2 separate regions of the Mus musculus genome follow, and region 1 is linked to region 2. Evidence: chromatin contacts called from ENCODE Hi-C or POLR2A ChIA-PET data. All regions are on one chromosome and are shown on one strand. The core of a region is the stretch at or near the end of the contact, and the rest is flanking DNA. Distances in the headings are between cores, read along the strand shown. Region 1 overlaps Gm33390 (a long non-coding RNA gene). Region 2 holds the start of Enc1 (ectodermal-neural cortex 1).

Region 1 (4,712 bases), core at 1,102-3,601, 55 kb before region 2:
CTGTGTGCAGGGACAGTAGGCACACAGAGGTGCTCCAAACTGGCCATTTGTGCTTCAGGAGCTCAGAGGAGGGGCCTGAGGGAAGTGACAAACAGGCATAGTGATACACTCTTGCAATCCCAGCGCTCAGGAAGCTAAGGAGGGAGAACCTCGCACTCAAGGCCAGCCGGAACTACATAGAGAGATCCTATCTCAAAAGTTAGAGTCGGAGTTGGGTGGGAGGGAGGGAAGGAAATCAAACAAACAGATCCTGATATGAGTTTCCGACTTTCGACCGGAGTCTGTTGGGTCTCGGAAAATGAAACACCCAAGTACAGCCCTGGGACAGGCTGAGTATTTTATGAAAGACAGCTGGAAGGCCTCGCTAACCTCCCCTTGTCTCCCCCTGATCCCCAAGCTCGGCAAGGGGTTTCCCCCTGAAATTACTTTACCAGACCCAACAAAAGGGCAAGGTTGCCTTCTGTCTCCTCCCAGGCTCCTCCAGTAGCCAGGAAAAAAATAAACTCAAAAGACAAAGAAAAGACCGTCTCCACCTCTAGGCAGCCATTGTCGCCACAAGCCAGCCTGCTCTTCAGCCCGTTCAACTTCCTGAATCATTTACAAATCATTATTTGTTCTTTAAGTCCATTCAACAATCAACTTGAAAATCATATACTACTCCCCAAATTTAACCCCTGGTTTAGTTTGATTTCTAACGTTGTGATAAACACCGTATCCAAAAGCAACTGGGGGAAAGAACGTTTATTTCATTTTGCCCTTCTACCCCACGGTAGGACAGTGTTGAGAGAAGTACAGGCAGGGACTCAAGGAAGCAACATGAAGGCAGATATGAGGGAGGGTAAAGCTGCTTACTGGCTTGCTTACCCACAGGCTGCTGTTCAACTACCTATTTTATATAGCCTAAGCCCACCTGCCTAAGAATGGAACCACCTACAGTGGGTCTTCTACACCAGTTAACAAACAAGGAAATGCAATCCAATGGAGACCAGTGTTCAGTTGAGATTGCCTCTTTCCAGTGGGTGTCACTAGTTGTGTCAAGCTAAGAGCTGATTAGCATAAATTTCTTTTCCCCTCCCCCTGTCCCTGTGGAAATACATATGGCCAAGTCTCATCCGATTCTTGAGTCCGTATCTCCCCTCTCCTTCACTCAGGCTTCTGTCCGTTTGCTTCAGCGACGCCCCCCCCCCCCCCAACTAGACACCAGAGCAGCCTTTCAACTTTTTTTTTCTTTAAGATTTATTTATTATTATACATAAGTTCACTGTAGCTGACTTCAGACACACCAGAAGAGGGAGTCAGATCTCATTACGGGTAGTTGTGAGCCACCATGTGGTTGCTGGGATTTGAACTCAGGACCTTCAGAAGAGCAGTCAGTGCTCTTAGCCGCTGAGCCATCTCACCAGCCCAGAGCAGCCTTTCAAATTAGGTCAGGCGGCTTCCTAACTTAAACACCTTCCTGTATGCTCCCTGATGCTCCTGCTTCAAGGAGCGAACTCACATTCCTTAGTTCAGCTTATCAGCCTTCCACGGATTGCCCTTTCCTTTCTTGCATCACGTTCCGGCATCACGTTGGCTTCTGGAAAGCTCATCAGACCGCCATGTTGTTTCACATTGCTCTGCACCCCACTCTTCATTTGTTTTTCTTCAAACACCTGCTTTCCTTCTTTGCCTAATGAACAGGGAGGGGCAAGTCTCTCCCTCTACCCTCTGGAGGGTCTCCCAAGCAAATGGACCCCTCTGGAGGAAAGAAAGAAAGAGAGAGAGAGGGGGAGGGAGGGAGGGAGGGAGGGGGAGGGGGAGAGAGGGAGAGGGAGAGGAGAGGGAGAGGGAGAGGGAGAGGGAGAGAGGAAGAAGTAAGCAGCTTTCTATATGAATGAAGCGGGTAATTCGTGAGGCTCTTGGAAATGCAGGTGCGGCTCTACCAGTCATTTCCAGAGCACGAGTGAACACTATCACGATCTCTGGAAGCACGAACCCGTTAGAGAGGGGCGGTGCATCCGCGGTAAGTAACCACTGAGCAGTGTATGCAGCCCCATCACTACAGAAAGAGAACTTGTCTACGGCCTTAGGAAACACCAAGATGCCCTTTGCCCACATTTTCCTGGCCATTTCACTCCTAGGCTCTTCCATTCTTCCCCAGTTGCCTTCAGCACCCACTGGGCACACCGGTCAGGGCCAAAGGAAGGCAGCACACTGTACCTTCCCAGGAACCCAGAGACAGCAGTCCTTTCCAATTTAAATGCTGAATTGGAGTGGTGGGAAGGGCTGTCCCTTGCCGTCCCTCCCTCCCCCAACCTGCTCACTGCTGGAGGACTTCCCACCAAAGAGGAAATCTGCTGCTTTCTGCCAAGAGTCCAAAACCCCAAGGAAGTCTTGTAGATAGCAGACCTTTGACCTGCTAGACTTGGCTCTGCCTTTGGACCGTTTCCAGGGCAAAGGGGAAACGCCTCCTAGGAGAGACTCTTTGTCCTTGAGCAAGACACCTCTTAGGGAAACTCCAAAATGAGTGGTCAGGTTTTTGCGGCCTCATTTTCTATTTTGTTTACTGGGTCAATGGAAAAATACCTCTCCCTCCCCCCCTCCCTCTCCCCCTTCCTTTTTCCCTCCCTCCCTGATTCTTCCCCTTCTCTGGCCTCCCCCCAAACAAAAGAACAGGAAAAGAACAGATGTTCTGTAGGCTTTTCCTTTGTGCTCTCCTCTCCAGTTTTGAATCAGGAAATAGAGCAATGGCCTCCGTCCGCTCTCAGGGATCCTCTCTTCCTTGTCACCGGGAGATTCTCTTTCACAGGTGAAATGTCAGACACTCTAAATTTGCATATGCCCTCTTTAGCTTACGTCAGACCTTTAGGCTAGTATTGTGTAAAAGTGAGACTTCTGCTGCTGAGGCAGAGTTCTCAGGGAAAACGGACAGGTGGGAGGAGCTGGTGGGGCATGAGTTGGCATCCTTGGTCAGCCGACAATAGTGATAAATAAACAAATCAACTGGTTCACCAAAACTCAAGAAGCAGGAAGAGAGAAGTAGCCGAAGAAATGTGTGTAAGAACAGGACCATGAGCCGGGCAGTGTTGGCCCACGCCTTTAATTCCAGCATTTGGGAGGCAGAGGCAGGCAGATTTCTGAGTTCGAGGCCAGCCTAGTCTACAGAGTGAGTTCCAGGGCAGCCAGGGCTATACAGAGAAACCTTGTCTTGAAAAAACAAAAAACAAACAACAACAACAACAAAGAATGGATCTGTGAGAGGTGCGTCACAGCCTCAAAAAAGGAAACGTCAGCTTTTCCTTTGCTGTTATAGCATGGAATTGCTGAAAGGGGACATTCTTGATGGACCACTTCCCTGGTGGAAGCACTAAGGAATCTTTCATCCTTCTTGAATCTTTGGTTTGTTCACTCAGTGAATACCACACCAAGCCGCATGTGCTAAGACACAACAGCATCTTCCAGACCTTCATGGAGAACCCAACCCATGGAGAACCCAGATGCTATGATTACAGAAGCAGAGTTCACAAGGCTATGAGACCCCAGGTCCCTCTCAAGGCCCGCCTGAGTACAGCATTCCAATGGTGTCCATGAGGAGCTGGTTCCAAAAGCTGCAGGTGTTCAGGTCCCTTGTGCAGAGTGGTATAGTCATTGAATATAACCTGTGTATATACATACATACATTGCATATAATCTACTTACATCTGGAGTATTTTCACCTCCAGGTGACTTATAATGCCTGATATAGGTCTAAGTGCAACGTCAATAGTTATTATATTATTCTGTTTGGGGCATAGTGTCAAGAAAAAAAGCTTGTGCACATCAAACCTAGCCTCTCATTTTCTGCTGCTTATTTCAGATCCATGGTTGATTGAATCTGTCAATTAAGAGCCCGAATCGGCAGGGACTGTCAGCACTTCTCTTGGCCACCAGTAATCAGGACCGTGGCTAAATTAACAAAGAAGAAATCTAGAACAAGACAGCACTGACTTCAGTTCTGGGCCTGGTGTCTGCAGTTTTTATAACCTTGCCCTTGACAGTCAAAGGACATCCCATCTACACAAAATCTTTCTCCTTGAGTCAAGAAGGAAGTGAGTCTGACAATAACTCTTCCAATTTACCAGAAGAGAAGCATTTCCCAGAAACCACTAGTAAGCTGTGACTTAACTCTCTGGCTGAAACCTTGTGATTCAGGCATGATTGTATTCAGGACACTAAAACAGATGAAGCTTTCTCATTTTTTAAAAGACTTATGTTATTTCATTTATATCTTCAGACACACCAGAGAAGGCATCGGACCCCATTACAGATGGTTGTAAGTCACCATGTGGTTGCTGGGAATTGAACTCAGGGCCTGGAAGAGCAGTCAGTGCTCTTAACCACTGAGCCATCTCTCCAGCCCCAGAAGATGCTTTCTAGCCTCCAACATGGAGACATCAAGGTGAATCTGTAGATGTCATAGCTGGTCTCCATCTGGATTCTGACTCCTGTAGGAGACTGAGATACAACCTGCTTCTGTTTCTGTTACTATGCATGTGTCCCTATTTCAATGTATTTCAGTGTCACTTGGCCACTTCCCGCCGAACTCAGCGACCAGTCAGATTATGACACACAAGTTTGTTCCCATTTAAAATAATACATTAGTTCTATTCCCCCCACCTCCAGATCCTCTTCAGATCTCCCAATATACCTAACATTTCTTTGGTTTACATAAAAGCCCTATCTAATTTGCTCCC
Region 2 (5,095 bases), core at 1,193-3,692:
TTACAGCCCAGCTGGGTCCCACTGCTTTTCCTTCAGTCATTCAGATTTTTAATTTATATGCCAGAAATTATTAATAAATATGGCTTGCCAGATTCATGAGCTAAAACTGCAAAATCCCCCTCCAGCCCCCCACCCCCGCAGCTGTGAGGTTTGGCACAGAAAAAAAGTAACAAAGGTAGGTGTCTGATGAGACACTCGCTCTTATCTTTAGGCGAGGTAACTTGTTTTCCTCTTAGTTTTGGAATGTTACTTTCCATGCGGGGTAAACAAGACCAAAGACCAAGTAAGCATCAAACTTACAAAGCTTCAGTGTTGCGAAGCCTGCACACAGCACCCAGGACTTCCCAGTGGGTAGCGGGATGAAGAGGACCCAAGCATCTCCCCCACCTCAAGCAAAGGCTCTATCTTCTAGTCCAGCTTAACCCAATGTGGAAAGTTCTGCAGAATGACCCAGTGGAGGCATCCTCTGTGAAGACACTAAGCTTAGGAAGTGTTCAGGCTCCCAGGCACTTGCAATCTGCTTGCTTTATCCCCGTGGATGCCATTTAAATGAATGCGTTCGGTCTGAGTTATTTTGAGGAAGACTTTAAGCCTAAACCTCTAAATGATTGTCTCTAGTCTAAGGAAGCTGCCTCCTCTCGGGCTAAGAGCCAAGAAAGGAACACAAGAATCTAAGTGCTAGCAGGCTGAGCTGGAATCCCACGGGGCTGGGGAGTCAGGGTGGTATAAAACAACGTTCACAACCAGGTGTATACTTAAGAAAACAGTTTGTCTAGAAGGCCTACAGGATGTGCACCACTCTGCATCCTGTGTTTATGCTGCTGTGTTTTCTAAGTCTCCCCCAGAAAACCAGGAGGCAGAGTCTAACCTGTCACCTTGGATCCCATCCCACTGGGAGAGAATGTCACTGTCACAATCTCTCATCTTGCAACCACTGTATGATTAAAACAAAAGGTGCTCCTGAAGACCCTAGGGAGACAACGTGCTCTCTGGTTTAGAATCATGCAAACATCAAAATATCCAGACATAATTTATACATACGGTTATACAAAAAACACCTTCAACATAAAACGAATCATCCTTTCCAACATTTTTTAAAGACCCCAGAGACATAAATCTGCATGCTAAGGAAATGACCCCCAAAATGCACACATATACTTAACTTGCGTCTACAAAGAAGGCAGAGAAAAAGACTGCTATTACTGTGAACATCAAAAGGGCACCTAGTTCAGTGACTTCAGTTCACTTCCTGCTGCTTCCAGGCAGGACGTCTGCCTCCAACACTGGGAGCACCTCCATCTCTCTCCTGGTTAAGCCTGATCTCGATCCCACGAGCAAAGAAGCCAGGCAGACGTTCCCAAGCACTCACATTACTGACAACAACGGAGCCACACTATAAAGATGTTTACCAAAATAGCTCTTGGCCACGCCGTCCCCTCCAACACTTGCAACGGCTACTCTCAACACGCTGGACATGCCAGTGAGGACGACACCAAATTACAAGTCCAAGTCCACTGTTTCATCTCCACCCCGCCCACCAATTCCTACCTAGCCTTTGAAATTAATAATGTCATTCTAAAAGGCAAAAGCTTGCAGGAGAAGAAACTCGTTTTTCAGGAACCAGTTTTCATTCATTTGGCTGCAGTCAAGTGGCCGCAGGAGGAGGTCTGCGCATGGCCTCCACCGCCCCCCAAAGCCGGCTACGAGGCACCCTGGGGAACCGATCCCACGCGCTGGGCTTCCTGGAGACTGCTAGGAGCCGGGATATTATCCCCAACCTGGTTCCTCGCACCCACCGATACTTGCCCGGGCGTTACACCGCAGAGGGGAGGCAAGTTGCTCTCCCAGTGCCGTTCCCACTCCAGCGACTGTTCTGCCTCGAGAGCACCTCCTGGGCTTAAGCCTCAGCCAGGGTGGCGGGCGCCGGCTCGATGCTCCCAAGCACACCCCGCGGCCGACTCCCACCGCCCGAAACCCGGGCGCCCGCAACAGGTTTGGGGTTGCAGGGCAAACTTACAGTAGTGGCGGCTGGCCTCTGCACACAACCGGCTGCGGTTCTTGCCTCGGTCACCCGCAGGGAGCCGACGAAGGGCGTCTCTGTTCCAGGAAGCGGTGGCGATCGCCGGGGAGAAAGGAGCGCTGGGAAGGGAGGCGATAGCGTCCGGGGTAGTGGCTCCCGGGCTGGTTTCGGCAGGCAGCTGACCTCGGTCTCCGGATCTGCTGCTACGGACCTGGCGCCCCGGCCGGGCCAAGCGTCTGCCGGCGCGCGCCTAGCCAGGGGAGAGTGAGCCTGCGGCGGCCGCGCCGCGGAGGAAGGCGGTCTGCACGCAGGGGGAGGGAACGGGGTTGCGGCGTGAGCGCTGGCGGCCGCCTGGCGTCGGCTCCGGGTCTCTGCAGCGCCTCCGTCGCGCCGCTGGCTCTGAGGCTGCGGGAGCTGACTGCGCCGGGCCACCGTGCGCCGGCCTATAAGTTGCGCCCGGGAGGGGGCGCGTATGCAAAGAGACTCGCTAGGGGGAGGAGGGAGGAAGCGCGTCCACTACGCGGGCAGGAGCGGGAGGAGCTGGGGGGGGGGATGACGGGGGGGGCGGTTAGCCGGAGAGGAACTAGGGGAGTGGGGCGGGGAGCGAACGGAGACAAAGCGGACGCCCTCGCTCAGCAACGGGCAGCTGCAGCCCTCGGGGACCGGGAAGAAAATAAGTTTTAGAGGCTCGGAGGGTCTTCGCCTCCTCGGGTCAACCCCATTCAAGGCTAGGTCGGGGGCTGGGGCACCCAACTCAGGGGAAAGCAGCCCTAGGCGCTTTCCTGCGCTCGAGGGTGCCGGGATCCTAAGAATGCTCAGTGGAGTAGCCAAGGCCAAGCTGGGGATCCACCGCTCCCGCATGCACTCACTGGGTTAGACACCCCAGCGGCAGGCAGAGCCTAGTTCCCGCAGGAGCAAGGGAAGAAGCCTAGGTCTGGACCTCGGGGAACACTGCAGGTTGCGCAAGTGGACATTGGGTTACTTGCTGGCAAGAGGCCAGACTCCAAACTCTTGTGGGGGGCTTCCTTCTCCACCCCAAGTTGGTGAGGAAGCCGCGGCAGGACTCTGTCTCGCTCGGAGCTGGAGCCGCAGCAACCCCAGCTGGGTCCTGAGGGCCCACGTGTTTCGCAACCAATCGCCCAGGGCCGCTAGATTCAAAGCCAACTCCTCCAAGGAGCAGACACGCTGCCTCCTCCTGGTAGGGAAGATGTCTGTTACCTTCGGAGACTTGGCCTTTCCTGGGTTTGGTTGGTTGGTGGAGTCTGGAGTTCAGTCAAGAAATAGCGTGTCCCCCCCCCCCAAAAAAAACAACAACCATCACCCCACACACACACCTAAAGTCTCGAGGGCCTAGCAAAAGAAGGAACTCTATCCTAAATAAATAAATAAATAAATAAATAAATAAATAAATAAATAAACAAACGTGGCCACAACTGTTTATGACTCTCATTTTTGACTCTCTGTGCTGGGAGCTAAAACGACACTTTGAGTTGGCTCTTATTCGGCATTTGAGATATGTAGGGACGAATTGTATAGATTATTAGCCCAAACCCTTTATTGTGCAGGTGAGGAAAGAGAGGTCTTTGGCGATGTGAATTGCCTGGCTGGAGACCTGCAGGGCCTCAGTAGTGGCCAGGGAGTTTGCCCTATCCTCTTCATCTCCCCAACGCTTCGCCCCCAGTCTTCCTTTTCTTAAGACACCAGGCGTAGCAATGGTTTAAACCGGCGCAGGAGGCTCCACATGGCGCTTCCTGAGACCACAGACTGCTGAAACCCGCAGGGTTGGTCCTTTATCCCAGCTCCCTCTCTCTGGCTTCCTCTGCTATTGAGGCTGATAGATTTTGCTCATCGCAAAGAAAGACAGTGCCCTCTTAAGTCCTTTCTTAGCATTAACTCGTCAGCCTCACGACAGCCTTTTCAAATCTGTTTCCTATTTTAATTTTTGATAGCGTCTTGGCTCCATTTTGCTTTACAGAGCCAGGGAAAAAGCTCGAGGGATTCAAGGTAAGAACCAGGTGTGGAGGCCCCCAGGGGCAGCAAGGAGCCAGGCAGGCAGAATTCCGTTCCCAAGGAGAGAAAGATTACAACCAATAGAAAGCAAACGGATGGAAACGGAGTTCGCATCAGAGATAGGCTCTGACGAGAGGAAGATAGGAACAGGTCTCCGAGTCTTTTAAAAGCATATTTCTATGTCCTGTGGAGGCACCAAAGCCCACTACTGTGCACTTTCTGGCCCTTTTTCTTTGTTTTCATCTGTCTGGGTTTGGGTCAAACACAAATATGTGGGTTTAGGGCACTAACAGTTCATGTGTACCAGTGGAGTGGAACACTGTTCCATTAAGAAGTTAGCACATCTTCTCTTTTGACAAAATATGCCTGTCTTTCTCCCAAAGCCACCTAGAACTGCTGCTGCTGCCTGGAAGCAGTATATATACCTATGTCAGCTGGTTGGCTGGGGGTTTTGCCAGGAGAAGTCAGCTGGCAGAGGATAGATAATCGTTTCTATTGCATCTCCCACCTGGAAGTTGCAGCATCCACAATGAAGTAAACAGTGAAGTTCGCTTCTCTTTGTAGAGTGCTTGGCTAAGCAAGAGGGCTAAAAGGATGCTAAGTCCAGCTGTTAGCTGCCGCTGTATCTTTTCTACCTAATGTTACCACTTCCTGTGCTTCAAATCAAGAAAACAAAATCACAGCCTAGAAACTTCTGAAATGAAATCAGTGACCATCCACATCCCTTCCTCTGCTAACGGGAGATAAGCAACTTCCGGTGACGGAATTTGTTTATATAGGTTACACAAACCAGGAAATACTGAAAGACACAGGAAGTGAACTTATATTTTAGAAAAGTGCATGTTTCCAGTGACCCTCAGACATGAGCCAGAGTATGAAAATTCTTTCGACTGCTGGGCGGCTTCTAATGCCTTTCTCACGGCTGAGAGTGATTTGCAACTTAGTGGATTTATGATCATAGAAACTCAAACTATATCTTTTTATGGTCTCTCCCAGCCAATGGCAAAAGTCATTCTTATCACCTTGTTCACAGGAAGCAAAGGTGAGTCGTGTGCGTGTACAGGA

Evidence for each region. Hi-C counts contacts between places; a loop is a spot of excess contacts on that map. ChIA-PET counts read pairs that join two places held with the same protein, here RNA polymerase II (POLR2A).
Region 1: a loop to region 2 is called in a map of heart, with 7 times the contacts of the local background. The contact joins the enhancer-like site here to the promoter of Enc1 in region 2. A Hi-C loop is called at or near these places in 10 of 37 maps with a recorded cell type or tissue (T-helper 17 cell, gastrocnemius, heart and 2 more). POLR2A ChIA-PET finds 5 or more read pairs at or near these places in 4 of 5 experiments (Patski and embryonic stem cell).

What each region holds. Positions count from the first base shown.
Region 1 is chr13:97,293,281-97,297,992 of GRCm38, reverse strand. It overlaps Gm33390 (a long non-coding RNA gene), which reads left to right. Exons shown (of 3, transcript XR_382781.1): 2 at 3,836-4,067; 3 at 4,253-4,279. Among named protein-coding and RNA genes, the nearest start is that of Gm33390, 3.5 kb to the left of the region's middle. Within about 2 kb of position 2,351, at least 1 of the 3 ENCODE cell types and tissues checked has a DNase peak (open chromatin) inside an H3K27ac peak, as active enhancers do; it is gastrocnemius, where a contact is called at or near this core.
Region 2 is chr13:97,238,452-97,243,546 of GRCm38, reverse strand. It overlaps Enc1 (ectodermal-neural cortex 1), which reads right to left and starts at 2,442. Exons shown (of 3, transcript NM_007930.4): 1 at 2,018-2,442.